Regions from separate parts of the Homo sapiens genome. Here region 2 is linked to region 1. A link is an interaction called in ENCODE POLR2A ChIA-PET data of the cell type or tissue named here. Cell type or tissue: PC-9. All regions are shown on one strand. Links, peaks and the distances in the headings refer to the core of each region. The heading gives the core; the rest is flanking DNA. Region 1 overlaps LINC00673 (long intergenic non-protein coding RNA 673). Region 2 has its middle 350 kb from the start of ROCR.

Region 1 (15,702 bases), core at 7,295-9,794:
GTTACATTAATATTTATTCAGCCTTGCACTTTGAATGGATCTTTTACCCATGCCAGATTTTGAAACATCATTTATTAGTCATTTGGAAAATGTTAATTCAATTAAGTTATACAGATCTTCCAAATATAAATACATTTCATTTTACAATGTCAAAGAATCACATTCTTTAACCTCACCCTCGATATCAGAGAGGTCTGTCAGAACTGGGAATCTGTCAAGTTCATGGTGATGAAGACAAATTTTTAAAAATTATAATTCTTTATTGTAGCTCAAATTGTATCATCCTTCACCGTTATTATTTCCCTTGAAATGGCAGGCTTTCTTAATTCATTCTCGAGCAAATGTCTGCCAGATACCCAAGCGTGAATACCCAGAATTTGTCTGTCAGTTCTTTCAAGTAAAAATGGTGTTCAGTGAAAAATGCAGCTGGTTTTGCTGGCAGCTTAATACTCCCCTAAGTGCTTTCTCTTGAGACAAACATCATATTCCACTATGTGCCAGGAACGTTTTATGCACACTTCCCATTTTGTCATACAGAGTATTGAAATAAGAGACATACTCAAGGGTCAAGATTTATTAAATTGACTATTTTTATTGCATCACCAAGGATATTCTTAGGTGAAATTTGCATTAATATATATTTATTGTGAGTGTGGGGTAGCAGTTTGGCACCACTGCCTTCATTCATGCTAAAGTGTTGATAATTATACCTGCCATTTTTTTTGGACCATTGGTGCAGATGTACTCCGTGAAAAAGGCAATAACATCTTTTTTTTCCTTTTTTTGGTCGGTGTGGGGGATGGAGTTTCGCTCTTGTTGCCTAGGCTAGAGTGCAATGCGCGATCTTGGCTCACTGCAACCTCTGCCTCCTGGGTTCAAGCGATTCTCTTGCCTCGGCCTCCTGAGTAGCTGGGATTACAGGCATGTGCCACCACGCCCAGCTAATTTGGTATTTTTAGTAGAGACGGGGTTTTGCCATGTTGGTCAGGCTGGTCTCGAACTCCTGACCTCAGCATCTTGATATTATTATGAAAGTAGTGTTTATCTTGTAGACTGCCCTCCCTGCCAGAAGAGGGTACAGGAAACTCTCAGGGTCCAGGGACCGTGCATAGAGAACTGCTGTCCTACAGCATTTTCAATTGCCTGGTATTCTATCGCATGGTGTACTTTAATTAATTTAAATAATCCCCTGTGGTTGGACATTTAGATTGTTGAAAGTAGCAAAAATTAAAAACGTTGCTGCAATGGCCATCCTTGTAACAAAACCTGTGCGTATATCCGTGATTATTTTGTTGAGATAAATTTTTATAAGGAGAAATATGTTTCTTTCTTTCTTTCTCCTTCTTTCTTTCTTTCTTTCTTTCTTTCTTTCTTTCTTTCTTTCTTTCTTTCTTTTCTTTCTTTCTTTCTTTCTTTCTTTCTTTCTTTCTTTCTTTCTTTCTTTCCTTTCTTTCCTTTCTTTCCTTTCTTTCCTTTCTTTCCTTTCTTCCCTTCCTTCCTTCTTTCTTTCTTTTCGAGATGGAGTCTTGCTCTGTTGCCCAGGCAGAAGTGCAGTGGTGCACTCTCTGCTCACTGCAAGCTCCGTCTCCCAGGTTCACACCATTCTCCTGCCTCACCCTCCTGAGTAGCTGGGACTACAGGCGCCCGCCACCACGCCCGGCTAATTTTTTGTATTTTTAGTAGAGACAGGGTTTCACTGTGTTAGCCAGGATTGTCTCGATCTCCTGACCTCATGATCTGCCCGCCTCTGCCTCCCAAAGTGCTGGGATTACAGGCGTGAGCCACTGCGCCTGGCCATGTATATTTCAATAGTCCTTGATACAGATAGATGACACCCCAAATAGATAGATGGACAGACTTCAAAACGGTTATCCAAAATTTCCCCAGCCATATGTTAACCTTGTGCCTACTTTCTCAGCACTCCTTGTATGTTTTATTTTTAAGTTATCAACATTTAATCTAATTTGAATCTCACAATTCTATGGGGTAGGTAGTGCTCTTCTCATTTTACAACTCAAGTTCAGGACAATGAAACCACAATGTATGGCTGCTGTGTGGCAGAGCTGGGATTTGGATCCAGGTGTATGTGATTCTAAAGCCTCTGTCCTTCCCACTACTCTCTCTTCCCATGTGGATCCCCAGGGAACTTCCTTGCAGGCAGCAGACATTCGCAAAGTCCCTTGTCTAAGCAGGACTCTGGACAAAGTCTGAAAAAGACTCAGAGAACTGAAGGACGGAGTCCCTCACCTCAGAGTGCTTACAGTCTAATACAGGGGTTGGCAAACTACAACTCATGAACCAAATCCAGCCTGCCACCTTTTGTAAATAAACTTTTATTAGAACACAGCCACTTACATTCATTTGCATACTCTCTGTGGCTACTTTTGAGTTACGGCAGCAAAGTTGAGTAGTTTCGACTGAGATCGTGTGGCTGACCAGACCAAACACATTTACTCTCTGGGTTTTCACTGAAGAACTTTGCTGATCCTGGCTTCGTATTTGGACAAACTGACCAGGAATGAAAATAGGGGTGCTAAATTGTGGGTCACCAAGGTGGGCTCCTGGATGGGTGTGACTGGTGGTCCTGCCTACGTTCTGGTTGTATCATCATGATAGCAAGAGAAATACCCCTAGGGTGCTTAGAAACATTGACCATTTTTCATGCCAAAGTGTGGGATTTGGAGAACCGTGGGTTCCAAAACTTTGGCTGCATTAATTCTTTCCCAGGGGATAGGCGTTGCTGGGGATGGGATCTGGCAATGCTGAGAGGTATAGGGAAAAGCTGGGTAATGAGTGGGATCCTCAGAAGAGGTTGTGAGGTAAAAGTGTTTGCGAATGAATGCCTTCAGCTTCAGGATAACTGGGGAGGATAAATATTTGAAGAATCTTGGGTTGTCCAAGTTGACACCTGATAGGGTTTGGATCCGTGTCCCCACCCAAATCTCATGTTGAAATGTAATCCCCAGTTCTGGAGAGGGGGCCTGGTGGGAGATGATTGGATCATGGGGTGGTTTCTTATGGCTTAACACCATTCTCCTAGTGCTGTTCTTGTGATCGAGTTCCCACAAGATCTGGTTGTTTAAAAGTGTGTAGCACCCGCCCCTTCCTCTCTCTTTCTTCCATCTGCTCAGGCCATGTAAGTAAGACAGGCCTCCTTCCCCTTTGCCTTCTGCCATGATCATAAGTTTCCTGAAGCCTCTCCAGAAGCTGAGCAGATGACAGCCTCCTGCTTCCTGTACAGCCTGTGAAACTGTGAGCCAATTAAACCTCTTTTCTTCTTCTTTCTTTCTTTCTTTCTTTTTCTTTCTTTCTTTCCTTCCTTCTTTTCTTTTTTTCTCTTTTCTTTTCTTTTTCCAGATAGAGTCCCATTCTGTTGCCCAAGCTGGAGGGCAGTGATGCAATCTCGGCTCACTGCAACCTCTGCCTCCTGGGTTCAAGTGATTCTCCTGCCTCAGCCTCCTGAGTAGCTGGACTACAGGCGTGTGCCAACATACCCAGCTAATTTTTGTGTTTTTAGTAGAGATGGGGTTTCACCATGTTGGCCAGGCTAGTCTCAAACTCCTGACCTCAAGTGGTCCACCCATCTCTACCTCCCAAAGTGTTAAGATTACAGGTGTAAACCACTGCACCTGGCCTAAACCCCTTTTCTTTATAAATTACCTAGTCTCAGATATTTCTTTCTGGCAATGTGAGAACAAACGAATACAGCACCCAGCAGTACCAAACAATAATTTCATTGCAAATGGCTGTTCCATTCATCTGAGCCTCAAAGTCCTCATCTCTAGCACCGGGACCATGATGCCCCCTCCTGAGGCTGGCGCTGGTGAGTGGGAAGGTAAAAGGATGCCTGTGGAGTGTCCAGGGCGGATGCCCCTCTCATGGAAGTGTTTCATGACTGTTTTTACTGCTCTTCCTCTTGTTATTAGCAAGGGAGGCACCCTAGCTCTTTTTGGAACTGGTAAAGAGTTAAGAAACACATGATCCAACCTTTGTTTTTACTGAGTTTTTTCTTTTTCATCTGCCTGCCCAGGGAGGGATGCTAGTTGGTCATCTCAACCTTTTCTGACTGTCATGGCGACATTCCGGCTGTCACTACTCCAGCGTCATCATTTTATGCCATTGCTGCCCTTTGTGTACAGCTGGGGCAAAAGGCACCTCGCAGAACAAATAACAGGTCTTTTATAATGGAGATAGCTTTTATAATTGGGATGGCTGTCGGACCAACACCTGAGATGTCACTTCCTTTATTGGCTGAGTTCTCCATGGGAAATGTGATGAGAGATGGTGGATTTTGGTGTGTGTGGTACCATTTCAGCCTAAAGCAGATGTTAAAATGTGCTCTACTTAGAGGTATCCCTTCCCCTTCCCTAGCAGAGAGGGGCTCATTTTGTTCTTTTCTCTATCTCTGGAGGGAAGAGCTTTTTTTCAGACATTGTCCCCGGGCCAGGAAAACAAAATGGTGAGTCGGCAATTTTTAACTGGAAGCTCAAAAAAAAGAAGCCACCATATTAATTAGTTTTGTAAGCATTCCAGACAAATGCAGACTGAAGTGCAAATAATATTTTTGGCTTTCTTTGGAAGGACAAAGTTTCTTTAACATTTTCAAATTCTCCTGCTACTCCAAATTCTGTCTCCTGTTAATGTTCCCTGCATCAAAATCTTAAAAGACTTCTGTTTACTTATTATCCCAACCTCAAAAAGTACCATGATGTTACTAGCACATCTAAATCTTAGGAAAGGGTGAAGAGGGAGGGCCCCATTTGTACCTTCTGGAAAGACCAGAGCATGCTCTATGGCCAGTTATTGGGGGTCCTGTTGAGCTTATCTGGGCTGAGCTACCCATCGACCAAGGAATGTCATTCCTTTACACGGAGGTTTCTTTGGTCTGGAGTCCCTAAAGAAGAGGTCTTGTTTGTGATGTCAACGTTATGAATATCCCCAGGTGCAGGGATGTTGCAAATCTCAGTGTTGACCATCCACTTGGCCAACACTGGGGAGCATCAGTTTGCTCCTCAGCATGACCTCTGCCTGTTGAGGAACCATCCCCTTCCCCAAGTGTTCACCTACTGTGCCTCTTAATTTGTGTTTCTTTAAGAAAGTGCTAGCAATGGGAGATGTAATAAATGATGTTAAAACACTTATTAAAAATTTAGGGGCATTTCAGGCAATGTGCTTTATTTATCCACCAGGAGCACAGGAATTTCCCTTCAGAGAAAATTCCCATTTTTTTTTTCCCCAAAAGACAAATCAGGGTAGATTTCTCAGGGGGGTCAGTGTGATATGTGTAAAAATCCTTGGTAACCCAAAGGGAAGATGCAGGGAGTTTTTTTATTTGCAGAAATGCTCCAGAATTAGGATATAGTAGCATGTTCTAGACTATCTCTGCTTTTGAAAATATGGACTATGACTTCATTCATCCAACCAGATATTTATGTATTTATTTTTCGAGACTGAGTCTCGCTCTATCGCCCAGGCTGGAGTGCAGTGGTGCGATATCAGCTCACTGCATTGTCTGCCTCCCAGGTTCTAGTGATTCTCCTGCCTCAGCCTCCCAAGTAGCTGGGATTACAGGCACCCACCACCATGCCTGGGTAGTTTTTGTGTTTTTAGTAGAGACATGGTTTCACCATGTTGGCTAGGCTGGTCTCGAACTCCTGACCTCAAGTGATCTGCCCACTTCCGCCTCCCAAAGTGCTGGGATTACAGGCGTAAGCCACTGCGCCTGGCCCCAACCAGATATTTTTAATAGCTAACTATATGCTAGGCATTCTCCTTGCTGGAGTTTTAGCAGTAAATAAGCAAACACGCCCCTGCCCTTAAGGAGCATATATTCAAATGGGAGAGATAGATAATATCCAAGTACACAAATATAGAATTTGGAGGCTAGAAGTCCAAAATCAGCTTGTCAGCAGGGCTGTGCTCCCTCCAAAGGCTCCAAGGAAGAATCCTCCATTACCTCTTCCAGCATCTGGAGGCCCCAGGCATTCCTTAGCTTGTGGTGGCATCACATCAGTCTTCCCATGGCCTTTTCCTCTGTGTGTCTGTCTTCTGCTCTCTCTTTTATAAAGGACACCTGTTATTGGATTTAGGGCCTCCTAGGTAATCCAGGATGATCTCATCTTGAGATCCTTAATTTCATTTGCAAAGACCCTTTTTCCCATAAGGAGATAGTCAAAGCTTCTTGGGATTAGGATGTGGACATATCTTTTGGGAGCCACCAGTTAACCAGGTAAAATATGGAACCTGGGAGAATAACTTCAACAGCAGGTATTAAATCAAAATTAAATGTGGTCCCTGAGTGGAATCCTGGAGGACCTTACCTGCAGCCACGTGGCTGTGGACAGCTGCATTTCAGTGGTGACAAGGAGGAAGCAGCTGTGAGATGCATGGTGCAACAGGGTCTGGTTACTGCATTGTGGTAGTGTGGAGCCACTGAGTGGCTGGGGGAGGCTACCAGCTCAGCGGGCTTCTGGTAAGACTTTGCAGTGGCAGCCACTTCCAAGGAGGGAAATCATAGCATCAAGATGCAGGGCTGTGGGTCTTTGTGGGAGCACCTTGTAGAACAAATGACAGGTCTTTTATAATTGAGAAATTGAGAAAACACAGACCCAGAGGAACAGAGTAGAATGAGTTCAAGCAGAGTGGGGAGAAGAGGCAATCTCATTCTCTTTGCATATTTCATAAGCGTAGGGTGAGCAATACTGATGGAGGTGGGAGATCTCCCTGGACTTTTTGATGGAGGTTGTTTGCAGACGTCAGCAGCTTGGGAAGCCAGGACCTCAGCTCAAGAGGAGGTGTTACTGCCTTGTGCAATTGTCTCTTCGGGGAATGTCCTCAGTGGGGTGGGCAGGTGCACCTGATGTGGCTGTGGCATTGAACCTGCCTCCAGAGGGCGGTCACTCTGCTCTAGGACTTTATTGCTTAGTCTTTTCTCACTCAAAGTCTTTTGCCAGAAGAAGGCAGGGAGGAGCAAGTCAGTATGCCCAGAGCCTGCCCAAGTTGGGGATGATGTTTGCTCAATTCTGTGCAACCCCAGCTGTTGCTCCAGGTGCTAAGTTAGACACTTGGTAATTAGCGGGACTAATTGATTTAATCATGTTTGTGCTGTTTTTCTTCTCCCTGTTGTTCTTCTTGTCCTGATCCTTCAGGTTTTCCTGGATTCACTCCCAGGTGCGTTGGAAGGTAGTGTTGAAGGAGGATGGATACTCCTGATGCCAGAGATTAGAGCAAGCTCTGGCTTGGTGGTGGTGGGGGTTGGAGGATACTGGTCTCCTCCATATTGTAGATTGGAGTTTCTCAGCCTCGGCACTATGGGCATTTTGAGCTAGACAATTCTCTTTGGTGGGGGGGATGTGTAGCAGCACCCCTGGTCTCTATTCAGTGGATGCCAGTAGCGTACACCTTCCCCATTGTGACAACTAAAAATGTCTCCAGATGCTGCCAAACGCCCGTTGGAGAGGGGGTCAATATTTCTCCATTGAGAACCCCTCTTCTAGATCATACCGACCACTGATATTTAACTTGGACATTTTGGATGAAAATACTCTTCAAAGTCCATGCAGTGGGCTGGGATGATGAATGTCCTCCTTTTTCTTTTTCTTTCTTTCTTTTTTTTTTTTTTTTTTTTGAGACAGTGTCGTTCTGTCACCCAGGCTGGAATGCAGTGACATGATCTCAACTCACTGCAAAGTCCGCCTCCTGGGCTCAAGCCATCCTCCCATCTCAGCCTCCTGAGTAGCTGGGACTATGGGGACATGCCACCACATCTGGCTAATTTTTGTATTTCTGGTAGAGAGGGGGGTTTCACTATGTGTCCCAGGCTGTTCTCGAACTCCTGAGCTCAAGCACTCTGCCTGCCTCGGCCTCCTGAAGTGTTGGGATTACAGGCGTGAGCCACTGTGCCTGCCCATGAAAGCGCTGCTGCTGCTGCTTTTTTTCTTTTCTTCTTTCTTTTTATTTTTTTTGACAGAGTCTCACTCTGTCGCCCAGTCTGGAGTGCAGTGGCACGATCTTGGCTCACTGCAACCTCCGCCTCCCGGGTTCAAGCAATTCTCCTGCCTCAGCCTCCCGAGTAGCTGGGATTACAGGCACCCGCCACCACGCCCAGATAATTTTGTATTTTTAGTAGAGACAGGGTTTCACTATGTCGGTCAGGCTGGTGTCAAACTACTGACCTCAGGTGATCTATCTGCCTCAGCCTCCCAAAGTCCTGGGAGAATGCCCTTCTTAACCACTTCCCATTGCCTTCTTTTGGGCCTGCCATAAACCAAAGCTGAAGGCCAGTGAAGGTGCTGGGTCGGTGGCCAGGACCTGACACCCCATCTCCTCAAACACAGGGTCTTCTCTCAAAACCATACAATCCTTGTGTCAGAAGGGGGAAAAAAAAAAAAAAAGCTGTGATCTATAGAAGGACAACAGGTGGCAGGGTTAGCGTCACCCGGAAGATAAGCAGAACCAGAAAAGCCACTTCTCTGTGGAAGGTGAAATGAAAACTAACCTTCCCCGGCTGCTCAGTTGGAATCAGTCCAATATGGCAGCCGAGGCCTGGGAGAAGGCTTCGCTGTTTCTCTGTCAGTGGGAGCCCTGGGGCTGGCTCTCTCAGCCTTGCTTCTTAAGGGGCCTTGTCAGGTTCTTCGGAGCCTTGGCCTCCTATCCAAAAGTCTTATTTTCATTTGGGGGTCTCCTATAGATGTCAACGTAGTGCTTTGTGTGCAGAAAAAATTCTGCACGCAAATTGTCTTTGGCAAATGAATGAAGATTGATATACTCATGGAAAGGATCCAGACAATCTGAGGAGGGTCTGCAATCCAGGGCAGGAGGGAGGGTGGAAGAGAGAGACCAGCTACCCAGAATCATCCACCTACAGTAGTGCTGTCCAAGAGAAATAAAACGCAAGCCACGCAGGTGATTTCAGACATTCTGGTAGCCACACCGAAAGGAGGACAAAGGAAACAGATGAAGTCAATTTCAGTTATATATTTGATCTCTACCCCAGTATATCCCCAATCTTACTGCAACATGCAATCGATATAAAACAAAGTATTAGGGAGATGATATGCATTATCGAGAAAATATACGTTATGTAGAAAATCAGGCATGTATTTCACACTCAACAGCACATCTCAGTTTTAGACTTGCCATGTTTCTAAGGCTCATTGCCCAGAGGCTTCTGTCCTGGACCGTGCTGGTCTAGAGAGGAAGTTTAAATGATTAAATTTTGGAGATGAACTCCTCATGGTAGAATAGGAATGAAAAATGAAGTTAAGGACTTGTGTGGAAAAGATTTCATCTGCAAATGCCCGTGACTGCCCTGACAAGTGCCTGCCAAGGTAGCGCCTCCGTCCCCCCACACGAGGTCTGTTCGCAGGAATCCATTGGCTGCCGCTCTCCCCTCCCCCTGACCCCTTTGTAGTTCCCTCTATTCGCTTTTGTTTCAAACGAATGAGCACACAAAAAAGGGCTCTGCATTCCACCGGGCAATCTTATTCAAACACGGCATGGTTGTGTTTTTCTCAATTAATCAGCCCGCCCCCGCCCCCCACCTCACTCCTCTCCTCTCCTCTCTGGTTTTCTCTGCATCTTAATCAGGGTCCCAGCTGGACTCCAACTTCAGGATAGTTTCAGAGGCTGCACAGACACCTGCCCAGGTAAATTAAAAGCAGCCCAGGCCTTTTCAGGTTTCTCTTTCCTCTTAGACTGACAAACACTAGGAGGCTTTTCCTTAGGAGGGACAAACGGACACCTTGGGAGAGGAGGAGTTAACCACGGTGAATAAAGAAGGACTAGAAAAGAAAACAGCAGTGAGACAAGCCATCTCCATTCAAAGGCAAGGACTTTGGAAGTGGCCCTTGGTTTCTCTGAAACGTTTGAGTCCGGCTTTGCCTTCGACGTCTCCTTCCCCTGCCCCTGCCAAGGATTGAGAGCTCTGGAAACCTGACTTTGCCTTGGCCTTTGCTTCCGAGGTAGAAGGGCCATTTTGTTCCCTCTGCTGCCTCACCTCGAGGTCTCCAGAATGCTCTGTGATCAGAGTCTTGCAGGCAAACCTGGCCGGGCAGCTGCCCAGGTGGTTATCTGATGGGGCTTCAGAAATGGGTCCTCCCGCTCTCAGCTCTGTACCAACTTCTGCCATTAGATCAGTGGTCTCAACCAGGGGCAATTTTGCCCTGCAGAGGACGTTTGGCAATGTCTGGAAACATTTTTAGTTGTGACAGCTTTGTGGGGAGAGGGGTGCTCTGGGAATCTAGTGGGTAGAGGCCAAGGACGCTGCCAACCATCCTACAGGGCCAGCCCCCTCAACAAAGAATGGTCCACTCTAGAGTGTCAGTTGTACCAAGATGGGGAAACCCTGCATCAGAGCATTTTTCCTTTGAATTTGCAACATTTTTTTTTTTTTTCTCAAAAAGAACCTTCTCTTAGCCTGCAGAGGTCCCTGGGAGGAGTTGTATACACTTAGGCAGATAGATGGTTAAATGACTGCCTTGATTATCAGCTAACACCTTCCAGGGCCTTGTGGGCAGACCTGGATCCAGGCTGGGTACCTGAGGGAGGGTTGAGCAACCCAGGAGGGAGAGAACGGGAGCTGAGAGCTCCCAAACTAAATGTCTGAACTCGAGTCTTTTAAGGGAGGGGGTGCGCTTCCCCCGTAAGGGTCTCATTTCATTCTCTCCAAGGCCTTCCCCTCTATGTGAGCAAAGCTCGGGTTAGGGTCCAGTTTAGGACCTAGTACTTATATCTCTAAGGCTAGTATAATGAACCAGCCTTTCCCGATGTTGCAAGGTAAGTTGCCTTGCAACTTCAAGAGGCAAAAGTGAAAACTTGGAATTTCCCATTGTTTTTAGTAGGGTCAGAGGCAGTCAGCACATTTTCATGGAAGTTCCCATGGAGAAATAGGAAAAAAAAAAAAAAAGAGAGAGAGAGAGAGAGAGAGAGAGAGAGACCAGCCTACTGGTCTACCAGGTCTGAGATGTGGGTTGGCCTTGAAGTTTACTCAGGGTGGGTGGAGCCCTTTTGCCAGGTCACCTGGTCTCAATTCTATCTTCATACAGGCTCTCCCCGGTACTGTGAGATTCTCACAGCTCACACCAGGCTATACTCTTCAGAAATCCTCATTTCACTTCCAGCAAACTCAGTCAAATGGCCACAGGTGTCTGTCTGGCAGTGGGGGTGTGTGTCCTGGATCCACGTGAAGCAACACACAGACCCAGTCCACAGAGACCCTTCTTTCTGAGCACCTGGGGGTCTGGAGCCTGAAGACCACAGCACAATCTTGACTTTGCCTTGTCTCACTCAGAGAACAGTCCCAGAGGAGCCATCTGGGTTACTTGGCCGCTGGGGAGTTTGTGCAGAGGGTCTCTGATGAAGTTATGGGCAATCTGGAGTCCATCATGCCTGACAGTCTTCCGCCCCAACCCTCTCCTCCTTGTAGAGTTGTTGCAAAGATTAAAAGGCATTTGGGGCCTGAAGGGAAGAGAGACAACATAATTTTGGGATGCAGAGGGGGAAAAAATATCTTGTTGTTGAAAAGAAAAATAAGACCTAGCAGGATACATGCTTGGCTGTTTCTCAGTGTTGTCTGAGAAGTACTTTCAAAAATTCCATTTGACCTTTGCATCTTTTATTTTAACCATGGATATTGCATTTTTCTCTTTTATATTTTTTTTTCCTCCTTTCCTTTCCTGGTCTCCTGATCCCAAGCAACCTGGGTAGGTATCGTTAAGTAGGAATAATTCTAGACTTGGAGTAAGAAAAACTGTCACTAGCGAGCTGTGTGACCTGGCCCAAGTCATTGAACCTCTCTGAGCCCTAGTCCTTTGTTCATAAGATGAAGTCATACTAACCTAGAAGAAGTTGTTAAAAGGACCAAATGGGCTCATGGCTATGAAGGAGCTTTGTGAAGTATGACAAAGAAGTGTTTTATTTTTGTAATTTTTATGTCCATGGGTTATTGGGGAACAAGTGGTGTTTGGTTACATGAGTGAGTTCTTCAGTGGTGATTTGTGAGTTTTTTTGCATCATCACCTGAGCAGTATACACTGCACCCAGTTTGTAGTCTTTTATCCCTCACTCCCTTCCTACCCTTTTCCCCGCGTCCCCAAAGTCCATTGTGTCATTCTTATGCCTTTGTATCCTCATAGCTTAGCTCCCACTTATGAGTGAGAACATATGATGTTTGGTTTTCCATTCCTGAGTTACTTCACTTTGAATAGTAGTCTCCAATCCCATCCAGTTGCTGCAAATGCCATTAATTCATTCCTTTTTATGGCTGAGTAGTATTCCATCATTCATATATATATATACGTATATATTCATACATATATTCATACATATATGTATGAATATATACATATATACATATATACATATATACACATATATACATATATACATATACGTATATGCGTATATACATATACGCATATACGTATATACGTATATGCATATACGTATATGCGTATATACATATATGCATATACGTATATGCGTATATACATATATGCATATACGTATATGCGTATATACATTATGTATATACGTATATGCGTATATACATACATATATTCATATATATTCATATATATACATACATATATTCATATATATTCATATATATACATACATATATTCATATATATTCATATATATATTCATATATATTCATATATATATTCATATATATTCATATATATTCATATATATATTCATGTATATTCATATATATTCATATATATATTCATGTATATTCATATATATATTCATATATATTCATATATATTCACATATATAGTCACATATATATTCACATATATATTCATATATATTCATATATATGAATATATATGTGAATATATATATGAAAAAAATATATATATATATAAAGTTTCTTCATCCACTCATTGACTGATGGACATTTGGGTTGTTTCCACGTTTTTACAGTTGTGAATTGTGCTGCTATAAACATGCATGTGCAAGTATCTTTTTCGGATAGTGACTTCTTTTCCTCTGGGTAGATACCCAGGAGTGGAATTGCTGGGTCCAGTGGTAGATCTACTTTTAGTTCTTTAAGGAATCTCCACACTGTTTTCCATCGTGGTTGTACTAGTTTACATTCCCACCAGTAGTGTAGAAATGTTCCCTGTTCACTACATCCACACTAGCATCTATTATGTTTTGATTTTTTTATTATGGCCATTCCTGCAGGAGTAGGGTGGTATTGCACTGTGGTTTTGATTTGCATTTCCCTGATCATTAATGATGTTGAGCATTTTTTCATATATCAAAAAAGTGTTTTTTATTATTTGCGTTGAGGGATTTTTTACTCTCTTCCAGAGGAGACCTTCTCATAGTCCAAGGCAGGAATCTTCATCAACAGGCATGTAACTTTCAAGCCCTTCTCTCACTTTCTAACCTCTTGCCTCCAGGGCTCAGGGTGATTACTTATTGGAGAAGACAAGTGGGAGGTGGGAGCAAGAAAGGGTAAGCATGTGGGGTTATTACAGTGGTGTCTGATTATAGATCCTGGTCCCCATTAGTCCCAAAGCTGTGTGCAAGGAGCAGAAATCATTTGTGTCTCCCTTATGGGAAGCCATTCTCCCATCCCCCGTTGGCCACTGTGCACTGCATTCTGATTCTTCACCAGAGGTGGGATAGTTCACTTTAATAAGTTTCTTTCCCCAATAAAAGCCAGGTGGGTCCTAGGAAATCCCACATCTGCCAGTCCAACCTCTTCAGTCTGAAGATAGCTTCCCTCCTTCTGCCAACTTCACTTGTTTCTTTTGTTCCTAAACCATTTTATTCTACCAGTAGCATCCTGCCACCTGGACACGCTGACTCTCCCTTGGAGGAGGCAAAGGCAGAGGCAGAAGAGGGTGAGCAAACAAGGGGAGGAAGAGATTAGAAGGAAGGGAGAGGCATGGCAGCTCATTAAAGAGGAATAAATTTTGCAGAGGGGAAGCGAGAGGTCCCTCCCTCTGTATCTGTAAATCATCTTGTTTTATGGACGGGATGCAAAGTGCAGTGGAGATGGGCTGGCCCTGATAACTAGGGTCATTTCTCCTACTTATGTCTGTCTGAATTTTAGGATGTTCCAACAGAGAACAACTTCAGGCTGGAAACTGCTAGGACTCCTCTCTTTAATTTATTGTCGTCATTATTACTCTAAAATCAGAACCGGACTGACTTAAGGAGGGCACTTTAAGGGTTTCATTAGAAAAACATGACTGGTTTGTTTCTGCTGCCTGTTTTCCCCAGAACACTCTATATCCCAAGCTGCTGTCTGGGCACCATGGATACAAGAACTGGATTTGTGTAAGTTGTTTGAAATCACCTCAGTTTTAGAAAAGTGACATCGGCCGGGCACGGTGGCTCATGCCTGTAATCACAGCACTTTGGGAGGCTGAGGTAGGAGGATCACAAGGTCAGGAGATTGAGACCATCCTAGCTAACAGGGTGAAACACAGTCTCTACTAAAAATACAAAAAATTAGCCAGGTGTGGTGGCACGTGCCTATAATCCCAGCTACTCAGGAGGCTGAGGCAGGAGAATCACTTGAACCTGGGAGGTGGAGGTTGCAGTGAGCCGAGGTCATGCCAGGATGACAGAGTGAGACTCCCTTTCAAAAAAAAAAAAAAAAAAAAAGAGAGAAAGTTACATCTTATTCTATAAAGCTTCTTTCAGACCCAAGGGTCACCATAACCTCAGGATCTCAGACCTTGCATCTCTGTCTTATTAACTGCTCTCTCAACCAGAAAGACATTCCTTAGGGGCAGAGTTCACAAACCAACAGTCCAGAGGCCTGGGTATGGGTGTGTTTTTTACTGATACCTGGCGCTAAAATGGTTTGAGTTAGCTGCCACTTTTGAGATGGTAGATATTTCCTATGAAGTTTTGGATCTCCGGCTTTGATTGAAAAAGTGGGCCCATTGAGGACTCTGAGTCAGGGTTTTCCCTTGGCTATGGACTTTGTGAGTTGCAAAGTGCCTTGGGTTCATCATGGTTTCTCTAACCTTCTAGTTAATTCTTATGTCCAGCCAGCTTCATTCATTTCTGTTTGGTAACTGGTTCCTGAAGCTACCTGAAGCTACATTCCTGTTTGCTACCTGGTCCTGCAGACTGCTGAGTTTGAGACCCCTCTACCTTTGAGGAGATCTTGAATGATCCACTGAGGAACATGAGGCAGGTGATGGAACCCATGGTTGGAAACTGGGGGGAATCCCTGGTTTGTGCAGCTTCTTCTCTTCTGTGTGCTGCAGGGCCTCTCCCTGGGATGTGGCCTTATTTGGCAGGTGTAAGTGCATTGGCCAGTTTGGAGGGAGATCTGCCCCCTACTAGCTGTGTGACCTTGGGCAAATTGCCTTCCCTCTCTGGTCCTCTCTCTTCTCTTGTATAAGGTGAACTGGTTGGAGTACACTGATAGTTTAGTTAAAAAAATTGTAGCCACTTATTTGTGCAACCATTTTCATGTAAGATTTTGTTTACACGAAGGGACGGCAAATTGTAGCCATCCCTTTGTGTAAACAAAATCTTAAGTGAAAATGGAATCTGTGGGACGTCTGAATGGTGCAGCTGAAGGGGGCCGGAGAGTCCTGAGAGGCATGCCTCGGTTTGCTATCCTTCCTGAAAGCCCCTGGGGGAAGCCTCCAGATGACACACTGTTAACCACCAAACTAGATGCTCCCTAAGATAGTATGAGTCTTACCTGATGTG
Region 2 (15,702 bases), core at 5,763-8,262, 800 kb after region 1:
ATTTGGGATAGATAATGATAAAGTAACTCGAGTCTTGGAATCTGAAGATAGGCATGGCAAGGTCATCTTCTCAGTGTTTCCTGAGGATCCTGTATTTCTTCCAGATGACCGGTGTTCTTTCTTACTTTGTTCCCTGTATTACAAAAGGCATAGTCAAATACTGGTTGATGTACTACACACATAGCCACATGCTAAGCTAATTCAGTGCTACAGAACATTATGGTATTTTTATTTGCAACCTATCAGGATAAATTATTTAGATGTTATTTCAATAGTGTTAGGTCAGAAATATCTTTTCTCCTATTCCTTTAAACTATAACAATTTTTTTAATATAACAAGTTGCTTTTCGTTAAAAGCATGAAAATAGTCATTCATGTAATTCCTGTTGGGTTTGCTAGGAAGTTAGCAATTTTAGACTCAATAATTAGATTTAGCTACTCCACGTTTCATGAGAATATTGGGACTATCAGCATTTCACCACTTTTAAATAGTGATAACCAAGAAGTCGGCAGAAAATAAGCTTTATTACATCTATGGTAATGAGGCTTGCTGTTCAGAGTCTCTAATAATTCCTTTGGGTATCCCAAGGAGTCAGAGCCAACGAAGGCAAAAGTATGTCTTTTTGACAGTCTAAAGACTTTGCAGATATTGATTTCCTATCCTTTTGACACTCGTATGGGGTTGATGTTTCCTTCATAAATGTACTTGGTTTCCCTCAGGGTCACTCAGTGGGTTTCTCTGACAAATTTACAGTTCTGGATAGATTTGTGATCACATGATAAAGTCTTTGACAAGTTTCTTTCCCCCCCTCACCCATGACTTGAAACCATTCTTTGCTAATTAAAAAGTTTCAGTCCGCTTACAAAGGCTTTATGACCAATTAAGGAAATCTCTACTGAAAAACATTTCAGAAGGTATGCTACTTAGTTTGCACAGGAAAAACGTACACCGCTCACGTTGTTGCTCAGAACTTCAGATATATATAATGGACAATTTCACTAAGTATTTGAATATTTGGGCCACTTCAAATAAACGTGTTTTTCCCCTTTGTAAGAGGATGTCTTTATCTTTTATTTATTTTTATTATTTATTTATTTTGTAGAGAAAGGTTCTCACCCTGTCGCCCAGGCTAGAGAGGAGTGGCACCATCATAGCTCACTGCAGCCTCAACCCCAGGGGCTCAAGCGATCCTCTCACCTCAGCCTCCTAAGTAACTGGAACTACAGACATGCGCCCACCACACCCAGTTAATTTTTAAATGTTTTGTAGAGATAGGATCTTAGTATTTTGCCCAGGTTGGTCTCAGACTCCTGGGCTCAAGCTATTCTCTCATCTTGGCCTCTCAAAGTATTGGGATAATAGGCAAGAGCCACCCCGACTGGTTTGTTTTTATACCTGGGTAAAAATACTTGTTTCACTATAGACTACAGCAACACACAGACATACCTAAATACAGACATACATAAAACCAATGCACATATATCAGCATGAACAATCAGATGGCTGAATCAAATTTTGCAGTGTATTTCAACCAATACTTACTATCAGCAGATCTTTGGCAGTGGAAAAGAGGGAGACATCATGTGACATGATGCCTTCAACATTTCATAACTTCTGCTTGAGAAACCAATACTTAGTATTTTAGTTTTAGGGATTCTAACATGGCATCACAATAACTGGTTGAAATGCAACGTTTATTTCCATTTTGCACTACCAAAACCAAGCAACAACAACAACTAAAACAAAATGTTTAGGTTATTTCCCCCTTTTGGATGAATTTTAATGACCTTGTGACTTTATTAAAAGTAGCAGAGATGAGGAAGGTAAAGTTGAAAGAAGTTCCAACTTCTGGAATTTGATTTGGTGACCAATGGGACAGAGTGGAACAAAACTTTCATGACGGCAAGACCTTATTTGTGCTAAATGGTGGGAATACAATAATACACAAAACAATATAAGCATTTAATATTTATTCAATAAAGAACTAATGGAAAATTTAAAAATGAGTTAGATTGGTTTATCTGAAGTTCCTAGATTGGGATTTTGAATGGGTCATGATTTTCCAAATCTATGCTGTCTAATATGGTAGCCGCTAGCCATATGTGGCTACTGAATTTAAACTAATTTGAATTAAAGTTTATTTATTAACCAGGCACATTTCAAATGTTCAATAGTCACAGTCACTAGTGACTATCCTACTGGATAGTATAGAGATAGAACATTTGCACTATTGCAGAATATTCTGTTGGACAGCGCTACTCTAAACAGATATGAAAATATTAAATAGAAGAGCAGGAATGGGAACAGCTGCCCTCTATTACAGTTTCACATTTCCAACTGCTTTCATACACGTCGTACTGACTCTGCAGACTTTACATATTTTAAATCCAAACTCAACCAAAATCTCCTCCAAATCCCTAATTTTATAATTAGCACTACCATTCTACCAGAAACCAAGGCTCAAAACATACGTGCAGTCTTTGTTTATTTTTGTAAAGTTAGATTAAAACCCTGTAGATACTTTCCCTACACTATCTGTTAGATGGATTCTTTCTTTCCCACTTCTGCTGTTTGAATGACTTGCATACTTTGGAACATACTTGATATTTGTAATAAGAGATGACCTTTTGACATAAGAGCAAGTACTCTGATTCCAGTGGGGAAAAAGATATGCAAAAAAGACAAATTTGTAATCAACCCATCCTTGTTTGATTTAGCTTGTAAATAATACTTTACATAGCTTTCCATCCATCTTTTGTACAACTTTATTGAGGAAATAAACTACATGTATTTAATTTGTACATTTTATTTAGTTCGGACACCTGTGAAACCATCAACAATCAAAATAATCAATGTTTCTATTACTCCCAAACTTGTGCTTTTTTATACTCAATTCCAATGCAACCACCTATTTACCCACTCATCCCTATCCCCCACTCTCTTTCAGAGAAAGAGACTTTACATTTAAAACATGTAAAGTCACTATAGATTAATTTGCATTTGGTAAAGTTTATACAAATGTTCATATAAAGGGGGAAAATGACACTACTTTATCTTTTTTGGACATGTGCCATTGTTCTAATGTAGTTTAGATAATATGATCAATACCTTGCAATTTGGTTAAAAAAAAATATGGATAGAGGCTGGGCATGGTGGCTCACGCCTGTGATTCCAGCACTTTGGGAGGCCTAGGCAGGCGGATCACCTGAGGTCAGGAGTTCGAGACCAGCCTGGCCAACATGGTGAAACCCCTTCTCTACTAAAAATTCAAAAATCAGCTGGGCGTGGTGGTCGGTGCCTGTGATTCCAGCTACTCAGAAGGCTGAGGCAGGAGAATTGCTTGAAACAGAGAGGTGGAGGTTGCAGTGAGCTGAGATCGTACCACTTCACTCCAGTCTGGGCAACAGAGCGAGACTCCGCCTCAAAAAAAAAAAAGTATGGATAGATGTAATTATTCAATGCCCCAACTATAGGATTTGCATAACACTGGAGATATATTAAAATATATTTTCCCCCAAATGATAAAATTTCTACATGCTGGGAGATGTTTTTGTATCAAGTCTGTAAGTTCAAGAAAAGTCACAAAAATAATAAGGCGTATTGAAGAATATGAAAACCAATAAGATAAATCCTTTCGCATTTTTAGTATGCTAAGAATTGACAGAGATGTCCAATAGTTAAGCCAATTCATGTATATTATCCTTTGCATTACTATGCTTAAATACTAATGAAAGCCAAATGTTTCCTTTAAAGATGACATAGAATCAAAAGTTTCAGGGACTTCCTCATTATTATTAACAAAAATACATGTTATGTTCAGATGGAAATTCCACAAAGTCAAGGGGAGCCAGGAGAACCTCAAAAAAGAGCTATCTTCTTTCCTGAGATATTCATTGGCATTTTGGCGTTTTGGGTGAACCAGAGTATTCAGTGAGAGAGCATCATTCACTTTTAATACATAGCTGATTAATAAAGGGTGCATATCTTGGCAATTTTAGGTATCTTTGAACCTTGCTCTTGATTGAGACCCTGGCATTATTTGAACAGTGGGGGACCGTTCACTAAAGGCACTCAGTTGTCTGAGCACCTTAGTTTCCTGCCAGAAAGCAAGAATAGCCTTTCTAAACTAGAGCCTTTGACGCCTGATGTTAAGCTCACTTGGGATCTCTCAGGTTTTAATTTTTGTAAGAATTGCAGAAAGAGCTTGTTTTAAAATTGCAGATTCCAGCCAGGCATGGTGGCTCATGCCTGTAAACCCCACATTTTGGGAGCCCGAGGTGGGCAGATCACTTGAACTCGGGAGTTTGAGACCAGCCTGGGCAAACCCTGTCTCAACAAAAAATATTTTAAAAAAAGTTTGCTGGGCATGGTGGCACATGTCTGTAGTCTCAGCTACTCAGGAGGCTGAGGTGGGAGGATTGCTTGAGCCCCAGGAGGTAGAGGCTGCAGTAAGCCATGATCACACCACTGCACTCCAGCCTGGGCAATAGAGACCCTTGTCGTGGTCAATGACTGTCTGAGGCTGGCACAAGGATAGTAAAGGAATTTGCCAAGACAATAGTGAGTTTAGAAAAGCAGATTTATTTAGAGGAAAGGGAGAGAGACATTGCAAGGAAGCAACGGGCAAGACAGCGGAAAGAAGGCTGTCTGCCAAGAGGCAGGGGCTGGAGGAGAATTTTAGAAGATCGTGCTGCTTAGGCTGAATGCTTGCAGACAGAATGCTTGCGTGCATGTGAGCCATTTGCAGTTGACCCCATTTCTTGGAACATTTGTTCCCCTCTATCCCTGTTTCTGTCCCTGCCAGCTAAGTCCATTTTTCAGTTTTCTTTTAACTCCTTAGGACTCCACAACCCTGTCTCAAAAAAAAAAAAAAAATACAGATTCCAGGGTTCAAGCCCTACACATTCTGTTTCTATAGGCCTGTAAAGGAACCATGGAATCTATATATTTAGTAAGTACCATATATAAATATGAAAAATGTGCTCTGTGTTTCAAAGATCACACTTGGGAAAGAAAATGGGACTAGCTTAGAATGGAATGATCCCAGAATGTATGTTGGGTGAAAGCTCCTTGAGGAAGGCCTGTGTGTGTGTGTGTGTGTGTGTGTGTGTGTGTGTGTGTATTTGTGTGCTCAAACATGTTTTTTTGTTTGAGAGTTGATATGGGTAGGAAAAGGTGGTGGACAAGGATCTCCAGATATATAGCAAGATGTAGCAACATATATAGCAAGATGTAGAGCTATTTCTCTGGCGCTCTGTTGGAACTTTGTTTGTCTCTGAATATTTTCTTGGATAGGGAAAAAGAGAAGGCTTACATAATACTCATTCTCCAAACCCAGTACTCAAATGGGAAAGTTAGATTTACTTAATAGAAAGAGAGAGATTTACAAAAGCCGGAGGAAATATACGAAATATGTGAGTGAGGGCAATTTTGAAATTGGAGACTCCGGATATTTCCTTAAAATAAAGAAGAGACCCTTCTATCTAGAATGGTTTGGATTAAGGATCCCTGGTACTATGGAGAAGGGAGGGAGGAATTCAGATATCTTCAGAGATCCTTTCAGCTTTTTCTCCATAATTCTGCAGGAATTATTAGTCTTTGCGGCAGTTAGCCATTAGCTGATTTTTTTTCCTGCATATTCACCCCAATACTGTTTTCACCATGAAAGCCGCTTTTCTCACTGCTAAATGTGTTTAGAAGCTGTTTGGTTTTCACTTCCTCAAGGCGATTTTTAGAACCTTTTTATTCCTTGATTAGAATTCAGTGATGTATAAAAGCTTAGTTATTTGAAATTCTGGTATACCAACTCAAAAAATTACAAGAAAGGATAGTGTGTATGTGTGTGTGTGTGTTTGTGTCTGTGTGTTTTCACATAGACTTTAATAGAGTTGATCATTCTAATTACTTCAACGATATGGACTATTATTTAGTTCTCTTATTTTTTTTAACTTTGTTTTCTATGTGACTATTTTGGTAAAATTATGTCACTTGTTTATGTGGTAGCCTTTGGTTCTTAAATGGCAAATTCTAATAACTAAAAGATTAAACAATTACTTATGATTAATTTCATATTTCCACAATACCTTATTATATTTTGTGCACAAAGCTTTTCAGGGTGGGAGAAAAACTACAGAATGTCTGGTTTTTCTAGATACTTTTACTTTTTTTTGGTTTGTAATACAGAATATCATAGTGTTTAACAGCTCGGTCTTTAGAGTATGACACACTTGTTTATAAATCTCAACCCTGACAAACATGCTTATGAAAAGAAACCATGCCATTTACTAGCTAAATGACCTTGGCAACAATTTAAACTGTCTGTACCTTGATTATCTCACCTCCAAAATGGAGAAAATAATAATACATTCTTCCTGGGGTTGTTAGGAGGATTGGATGCATTGTAACAAAGAATACTGTCCATAGTAAACATGGTAAAAGTAAAGTGTAGACTGTTATTAATATTATTAGTAGCTGTATCACCTAGCATTTTTTTTCAGGACAATCATTAACCATTGTCACATGAAGTTTAATAAAAAAATACATCTTTGCAGTTATAATAATTTTATGTGATTATAGTAATTTATTCAGAGCTGTGATAATTCTTTAACTTTGTGACAAAGTTTTTGTGTATATTTGTCATTCTATTTACTTAGGGAGCATATGAAAAATAATTCCTGTTGATGCACAATCTGGAATGTATGAGGTAAAGTCGCCTGTATGAGAAGCAGCTCTATCACAAATCTAGGCCTTAAATTTAAAACTCTGGCCTTTGACTCATTAGTATTTAAGATGGAACCAATGATCTCTTCATTTTACAATGTCTATATTTGCAATACAGAATCAGAGGAAGTAAGTCTCAAGGAAAAATATTGATTCCCCTTTAGCAAACCTGTTGAAATACACTGTTGTAGGCCTTGTTATTTTTTTAAGTGTCTGGATTTTCTTTATGAATTCATTAAAACATATTTTAGCAGCTCCGGTGGCCCAATATCTCATTCCAACATAAACTTACCACTGGAAGGCACATACCATTTGGCTCACCTTTTCATTTCATGGCTAAATAATAATGACAAATTACAGGTGCTAAAGTGAAGTTAGATGCCTTAGCTTAAGAAGTGATTCGATGCTCCTGGTATTAATCTTCTGTCCAGAGCTTCTTTATATATATGGCATCTCTCTTCTGATTGGCAATTAATGTCTTATATGCTGGAATTCCATTTCAGCAACCTGAAAATGATATTACCTTTCATAATTGGTAATAACTTTGGCTCATCATTATATCTTAGTTTTAACTTCACTATAAGATATATATATGTATATATACATATATACATACATATATATACACATACATATATATATAGAGAGAGAGAGAGAGAGAGTTTGGTTTCAAGTGATGTACATTGTGGAGCGGGCTCAATTCTCATTAAGAGAGGATGTCTTTCGTAATTTGTATTTATCTAGATATCTTGATTCTCCCTAAAGTGAATTTTCCAGCATCTCATAGTCCGTCATTCAAAGTATGTGAAAAATAGCTGTATGAAACATTCCTGCAGTTTTCATAGAAATTTCTTATATTACCCTTATATATTATGACTCTGATAAAGACACTTATTAAGTTCATATAGCTTTATTGTAGGTTATCTTTGGGAGTTCTGTGTTTGTGATCATGTCATCAGTGAAGAGTGTGTTGTCGCTTTTTTTCCAGTCTGTATGCTATTTTTTCCTGTCTTATTGCATTGGGCAGGAATTGGAATACAATGTTGAACAGAGGTCGTTAAAATGGACATATTTGCATTGTTTCTGATTTTAGATAAAAAGCTGTGAGTCTTTTACCAGTAAGTTTGATATCAACTAAAGATTTTCTGTAGGTGCCCTCATAAAATTGAGAAATATACTATTTATTCCTAATGTACTATAAGTGTTTATCACAAATGAATGTTTAATTTTGTCAAATTTATTTTCTGTATCTACTGAGTTGGTCATAGGTTTTTTTTTTTCCTTTTATTTTACTAACGTGGTGAAGCATATCAACTGATTTTTGAAAATTAAACCAATTTTACATTGTTGGGATAATAATACCTTTTGATGGTGGTACATCATCAAGTTTAAATATTTCTTAATTTAATTTGCTAAAATTTTATTTGGAACTTTTGTTTCTACATTCATGAGTAATATTGATCTACAAATCTTTCTTGCAATGTCTTTTATGGTTTTGCTATCAGTGCAAAATCTGCAAAAAGTGTTGAAGAATGTTGCTTTCTCATTTTTATCCTAAAAAAAATGTGCATAGGATTACTTTATTCCTAAATGCAGCGAGAAACAATAACAGTTCTATCCTTGATAGAATTCACCCCAAAGACATTATGGGACTTGAATCCTTTTTTGGGGAAGATATGTAATTACAGATTCAGTTTCTTTGACAGACAGAAGATTATTTACGCTGTCTGTTTCTTCTTTCATCAGTTTTGGCCAATTTGATTTTCAAAGTACCTGTCTGTTACATCTAAATATTCACATTCGTTAGTATGATTCTTTATTATACTTTTTATTATCTTTTAATATCTAAAGTATATGTAACACAGTGATGTTCCCTCTCTTAATCCTGATTTCGTTAATCTTTAGTGATCGGTTAAGGCATAAGTTTATCAATTTTATTCATGTTTAAAAATTACCTTGCTACGCTTTCATTGATTTTTCTTTCTGATTATTATTTCTGCAACTTATATTTTGTCCTCTTGTTTTTCTTATTCTTTTAAGATTCTTAAGGTGATGTGTGTATCATGGATTTTGGACCTTTCTTCTTTTATAATAGGTGCACTTAAAACTACATGTTTCATTCTAAGCATTTCTTTTGCTGTATCTCATGGATTTTTATGTTGTGTTTTCATGTTCACTTAATCAGAAATGTTTACTATAGCCAGTAATTTTTCTTCATCCATGAGTTACTTAGAAACATGTTCTTTAATTCCTAAATATTTGAATATTTTGCAGAAATATTTCTATTATTATTTCCTAATTTAATTACAGTTGTAGTTGGGAAATATGCTTTGTTTGATTTTAATCTTTGTTAATCTATTGAGACTTATTTTAGAGCCAATCATATGGTTTATCTTGGTGACTGGTTCGTGTGGACTTGTAGAGTTTGTACTCTGTGGGTTTGAAATTTATTTCTCTGTAGATATTAATGACATTTATTGATAATGTTGTAACCAACTGAATTTCCATCTATTTATCTTACCAATTAATGGGAACACTGAAATCTTTATAACTATAAACTTGTCTTTTTCCGCCTTTGTTCCATCAGTTTTGCTTCAGGTGTTTTCCTAGTTGAAAGTAAAACCACTAAAAACACTTTTACGTGTTTTGCAGTTCTTATAGAAGCTCTAATAGAACATCATCTACAGGTACCCACTGCTTCTAGAATTAGGAAAATGTCTTCCAAATTGGGTGTGTTTGTGAAGGAGTGGGTTCAGTATATGGGAGTAAACAAATCAGTGGAAGAGTCAGGCAAGAAGCAGTCATCCTGAAGGTTTAGCTCTACTTTGCAGAAACTACTAGCATAGAAGAAAGAATGAAGGTCTTAGGATGATGCTGTGTTATAGACAGGCAGGTCTTCAGTCAAGTGGACCAGGGGATCAGCAGAAGACTTTGACTGCAGGCCCAGACACTGGAGTGATTAAAGGAGGAATATTGGGGCAAAAGACTCATTCTGGATATTGGATCAGTACAATGAGAAAAAGCTGAGAAAAATAAATCACAGATGCCCAGTGCTATTCACTGATAACGCCAGATATCAGCTCAAACTGAGAACTGACTCCTGTGAGTAGCAGATGTGATATGATGAAAAGGGCACACATCTTTGAGGCAATCTTAAGTTCAAATTCTGCTTCTGTGATTGAATACGTCACACACATATCTTGTGCCTTGTGATCTTAGAAGATAAACTGCCTGTTTACTCATTTTGTAAGTTGAGACAATGTCTATTTCAGAGGGTTGTTGGATATAAGATGTAATAAAATTTAATATATAGAATAAACAGTCTAATACATAGTAGGTTTTCTATAAATGTTAGATTTCTTCCTTCCTTCATAAAGCCAGATTGAGGATGTGAATATAGAGAAGGAGATGATATGGCTCTGAGACACTTATGCTGCATTGAGATAAAGAGTTAATAACTGTGCTATTTTTCTCTCAAGAACCTCTAATGCCCAAGAGCTAGAGGTCTTGTCTAAAACATTTCTCTCTGCTGAAGAAATGAACTCTCACTGCAGGGAGAGGGTAATGTCATTTTCAGGTGAATGCCACCTACTGTGCATGACTGCTTTCTGCCCCATTTGTGACTTTTATTGAGGAGCACATAAAAGTGCTCCTCACTTTTATGACAGTGAGGACATACTAACAGTTTTGCTGTATGTGTTCCTTTGCTTATGACATTGCTTTTTTGGGAGTGTGGTATATTCCTAGATGCTTAGAGTGACTTCACGGTTACTTTTTGTTTTCCTAATTCCTTACTTTTCCCATTTAGTAGAAATTCTTATTTACCTATGCAAAGCCATATAAACTCTGTTTATAACCATTGCTTACCATATATCCTGCATTATCTTATAAGGCTGTAATTATCAACCTCATGAATGCCATTGCGTGAATCCAGTACCCATGCTTTGGGTTTATTGCCTTGCAATTCTATATTCTTGGTCTCCTTATTCATCCTCCTTTGTGGCCCCCATTTCACAACCATCTGCTTTCTACCAATCAAGAATGACAGCACATTACTTGTAGCCCTGCTTCAACCACCTCCCCTGTCCCTGAACAACTGTGGTTAAATCGTCTTTATTTTATGATTTTACCGGCTGCCAAAGACTAAAGCAATCACAACTGATAAATCCTGAAGTGCTTCCATTAACCAATCAGGGGTTGTCACTGCTGTCAAGTCTGCCCTGAGAGAGGCCATTTTTGGTAGCTTAGTATTCTTGTGTATATGTCCACTGGGGATAGGTATGTTTAGCCAGTTAAAAGGGTTTTCAACTCTGCAGTTAGTTACAGAAACTAGTTCTAGGAGCTTAAAAAAATTCCATTCTGTGCCTTTCAAAATATAAGACAGGTTTGGTAATTTTCTTGTTGTTCCTTGGTTGTTCTAGAAGGTGATTACGCTTACACATCTTAAACAGAGTGAAGAAGAAACAAGATTTAAATTTTCACACTTGGAGATAATCAAGGAAACCGGGAGAGAATTTGTAGCAATCTGAAAGCAGCAAGAAACAATAACGATTGGCAGGGCAGCAATGAGTGACACATGTTGCTGAGTGATTCTCCACCACTCAATGGCACCAAGTTTGACATTTAAATTGCAGGCAGCCCTGGGTCCATTCCAGGAGCTGGCTGTGGTTGAGTGCAGTTCTGATCACTTGCTTGAGGGGTGCAGTGGGGGTAAAGAGAGAGGAAAAAAAAGAAAAATCAAATTGTTCTCGGAAATCATGTTTAATGTAGAAATCTGGTTAATATTAAAATGCAATCTGCAGTTTTCAAGTATTCTATTCCTCAAGGAAAATATTTCCTGTTCAAGGGGCAGGGGCAGTAAGCTCTCCCTTATTACATCACTTCCTATGTCAGGCCAAACTAGCATTCAAAATGTATTACCGTATTGATAATGCTAATTTCAAAATGATGCCTTTTTCCCCCCCTTTGGTTAAAGGGTCTGGGCAAAATTCCAATCATATGGATCAATTTAGCCTTAGATGGCGCTGCCCAAACTGCTATTTCATGCACTATATAGAATATAGTTCTTCCACATGCTCAGGAATAGTAGTCCATGTCTCCTTTCTACCCATAGCATAACATTATGTTTCCAAAAGTTTCCCAAGAGAGCACCTACCTCATGGGTTTTAGAAAAGGGAATGTCATATCTTTGGGAGGGAGGGATACCACATCATTCTCTACACACAGGCAGCCTCCAATTTTTGAATTACTAGGGAGTTAGGAATTGATTTCTGGAACTCAACTTTGTGCCATGTTCAAATCAACCTGGTATTTTCCCTGTGGGCTTGGCTGGCTTTCACTGCAACTGCTCTCATCACCAGGAGGACATGCGGGTATAACCACTGGTATTTACCCCTCTTTTATCCATTTTTTTTTCTGCAATGCCTTAAAACACTAAAGCTGATGAGTTATTGGAATGAAGTCTTTTCAAATATCTGTCACCCACATAGTTAATCAGCATTCTTACCTTTTTATATTTAAAAAAAGAAAGAAATTTTAAAAAGCCACTAACAAAAGATCAATGTGAAAGCACCCAATGTTCCAGACCAGAAGAAGGCAGTTTTATTTTTCTTGAGACTCTCTATTCTTTTGGAGTCTCTGCTGGGTAGAGCTGATCATACTGACAGTGGGGCAAGAAGTGCTTGATAGATGCCAAGAGAGAAAGCTTACCTCCATTAAGGTACTACTAATTTATCCTTTTTTGTTTTTGAGAATTTCCCCCAAATAGAAAATCTTCTACTTATGTTTACTGCATTTTCCCATTAATACAAAGATACAAAACAAACATTTTTTGATGCTAATAATATGTTTAGAGTCTACGCTTTGCAATAATGGTGGCTGCCACTCAAATGTAATTTAATAATGAGGTTTTATTCAAACCTGTTTTCTTTAATTTTAAATCCTTCATAATGCCCAAAATTTATAATGCAATTTTAGTGGAATTACACTGAATAACTTGAAATTATAGAATTAGTTACATGCAGTTTCATTTACAGTTGCCCATTGATTCAAGCCTGCTAGCTGATACCAGAGGTAGTTGGTTGCACAATGCCACAGGAGGAATATATTTAGGTTTACTGGGCTATGTTTTTTTCTATGCTAGCCAATTAGGGAAAATTAAGCTATTTAGCTAAACAGTCTTATACTGGTCATTGAGGGCCAACTTGTGCTTATTTGACCTAATGACTACTTTCTTGTCTCAATGTTATGGGCTCCTTACAGTATTGTGGTAGATTAATTGGTATAATAGCTACCCCAATATCTCAGTAGCTTAACACAATAAAGCCTTATTTCTGAATTACGTAACAATCCCATGAAGGTCTGAAGAGGTTCTCTGTTCCACAGAGTAATTCAGGGATCCAGGAACCTTTATCTAGTAGCTCCATTTTTTTTTTTAAGATTGCAACTGAATCCTCTGTAGTGACTGAAAAAAAAAAGGAGAGATCGAATATGGCAAAGGCATACTTGTTCCAAGTTGTTGTTTCCTGAAAGTGACACATGCTACTTCTACTTACATTCTGTTGCTGAGCAGTGTTCATACAGAAACAATCAGATGTAAGAGAAGGGGTGGAATGTATCCTAGAAGCATAGGTATGCTGGTAAAAGTTTGACAGTTGGGTTTCCAGAGGGGAAAAAAAAAATCTCTGATCCATGGGATTTGCCATTTTCCACAGCGTAAATAACTCCCGCCATGGCCAGGTTCAAGCTTGTGATGATGTCTTGGAAAAGTAAGACTATTAAATTAGGACACCAGTGAGAAATCTCTTGAAAAAAGACCAGATAAAAATGGGGTATTGCTAAATGTGGATGGAATTGGGAAGGGATGTACACAGTCTGCTCTCACAAGCGAGCATGGTGCTGACTGAGCACATCACTGCCTAGGAATATGCTGAGTAAGAAGCAGTGAAGCTGAACATTGGTGAGCATGGCCGTTTCCATGCCACTTACTCAGTGGAAGACATTGTGTAAGATGGGGTGAGATGGACACAAGTATGAGCCTATGCTGATTGCATTTAAGGAGCTCACTGTACTTGGGAGGATTAGCATAATTATAAAAATAGCTAATATCTAATGCATGGTCACTGTTTTCCAGGCACCCTCTCAAGAGATCTATAACTTAACAACTCTATAATGTAGGTATTCTTTTTATTCTTATATTATAATCTAATGGAGACCCCGAGAGACTTAGTAGTTTGCTCGAGCTAAAGCATAATTGATTCTGATTAGGAACTATAGTAAGCCTTGTGTAGAAAGAGGTATAAGAGCAAGTCTGTGAAGAAGATTTTAATTGGAGAGTGAAAGAGAGAGGGTGTATGACTGTGTTTGGGTGGTTGGTGGGGGTGAAATTATAAGCTAAGGGAGCAGGACAGTGAATGTAAGTGAAGTGTGAAAATCTATGAGTAACAAAGCTACTCATGTTCTTTGATAACATAACCTTGCTTCTGGGAGGAATTTATCTTGAAAAAATAATTTTAACAAGACCTAAAATCATTTTATTTATATACATGAGATATTATAATATTTAAAAGTATCAGATCAGCGGAAAGAAAGCACAGGACCAACAAGAAAAATATTTTTAAAAATTCTAGACTCTCTGAATGCTGGTGATAATTATGATGATGATGAAGATGATGATGATCATTGCTATGGGCCACATCTAAGCAGAAAAGAACAAGCATGCTTTTCACCACATTGACTGGTTTACCTGACTCTTTGTTGAATTGTACTAAGTTAACAAGATAATATTATCTGCCTATTTGGAAATATGAAATATTTGTGATAATTGCAAAATCAGAATATTAAATAGCAGGTGAATTGTGCACACACATTCAAAAGGAGAGGAGGACAGCATCATGCTAAAAAGGGAAATAGCAGATTTTGAGATATGGGATTATATTTAATATTTTTCTAAACTCTTAATATTAGATATGGGGCATATATTCAATTAGAAAGGTTGATTATGTAGTGTTAGATTTGCAGACTCAATCAATGTGATTGGAATAATGGGTGAAAGGAGATTAGATAGAGTGAATAATTATGTAGTACAGTGGAAAAAGCCCTGAGTTTTGCTAACTAAGCAGATTTTAGTTCACACTACAAAGGGTGAAAAGCTATCACTCATTTCTTTGAAGAGGTGCATAATATAGTATGAACCCTAGAAACAGTGTGATGATGTCTTGGAAGAGCAAGACTATTAAGCAATCAGTGAGAAATCTCTTAAACACCAGATAAAAAAAGAAGATATAGTTTAGAGTAGCATTGGTAGGGCTTAAAGGAGAGAGAATGGGTAAATTCTAGAAATGGACAACACTTGGAAGACTTGACTGATTTGGGCAGATGACAAGGTCAGGAGTTCGAGACCATCCTAGCTAACATGGTGAAACCCCATCTCTACTAAAAGTACAAAAATTAGCTGGGCATGGTGGCAGGCGCCTGTAGTCTCAGCTTCTTGGGAGGCTGAGGCAGGAGAATTGCTTGAACCCAGGAGATGGAGGTTGCAGTGAGCCGAGACTGTGTCACTGCACTCCAGCCTGGGCAACAGGGTGAGATTTCTTCTCAAAGCAACAACAACAACAACAACAAAACAGATTTGAAGGTATAGAGGATACAAAGAAGTTGCAGGAAACTGATTAGTTAAATTTTAGGGCATATTGAGTCAATATGTCAGCAGGCTCTGTGTTTAGAAACATGCTGTGGAACTGGACACTTAGATCCAAACTGTAGAGAAACACCACAGTGGGATGAAGATTTGGGGATCATCAGATGAGAGCCGAGATGATAAACATTGAGAGAGAAAGTGGTGGGCCAGGCAGACGCCTGGAGAGCAGAAAGGAGAGCAGAGGCCTAAGAGGGGGTATTCAGCAGGGATTGAAGGAAAGGGGTTAAGACAGGAGGCAGAAGGTGCAGATGTGACAACAACGGTTTTAATTTTCTTAAATATA

Evidence for each region. Peaks named below come from ENCODE experiments on the same cell type or tissue, not always from the same donor. Only the 100,000 strongest peaks of a DNase experiment are listed, where the experiment ranks them.
Region 2: POLR2A ChIA-PET joins it to region 1 with 6 read pairs; 2 of 35 experiments call an interaction of 5 or more read pairs at or near these places.

What each region holds. Positions count from the first base shown.
Region 1 is chr17:72,470,531-72,486,232 of GRCh38, reverse strand. The region is part of intron 1 of LINC00673 (long intergenic non-protein coding RNA 673); the gene reads left to right. Among named protein-coding and RNA genes, the nearest start is that of LINC00673, 110 kb to the left of the region's middle. RefSeq lists an enhancer at 8,979-9,892. In PC-9, for the core only: a CTCF peak has its summit at 8,287; a DNase peak (open chromatin) is centred at 8,452; H3K4me3 peaks cover 383 bases; H3K27ac peaks cover 1,912 bases.
Region 2 is chr17:71,664,207-71,679,908 of GRCh38, reverse strand. No RefSeq gene overlaps it. Among named protein-coding and RNA genes, the nearest start is that of ROCR, 350 kb to the left of the region's middle. In PC-9, for the core only: no CTCF peak of the experiment used is centred there; no DNase peak of the experiment used is centred there.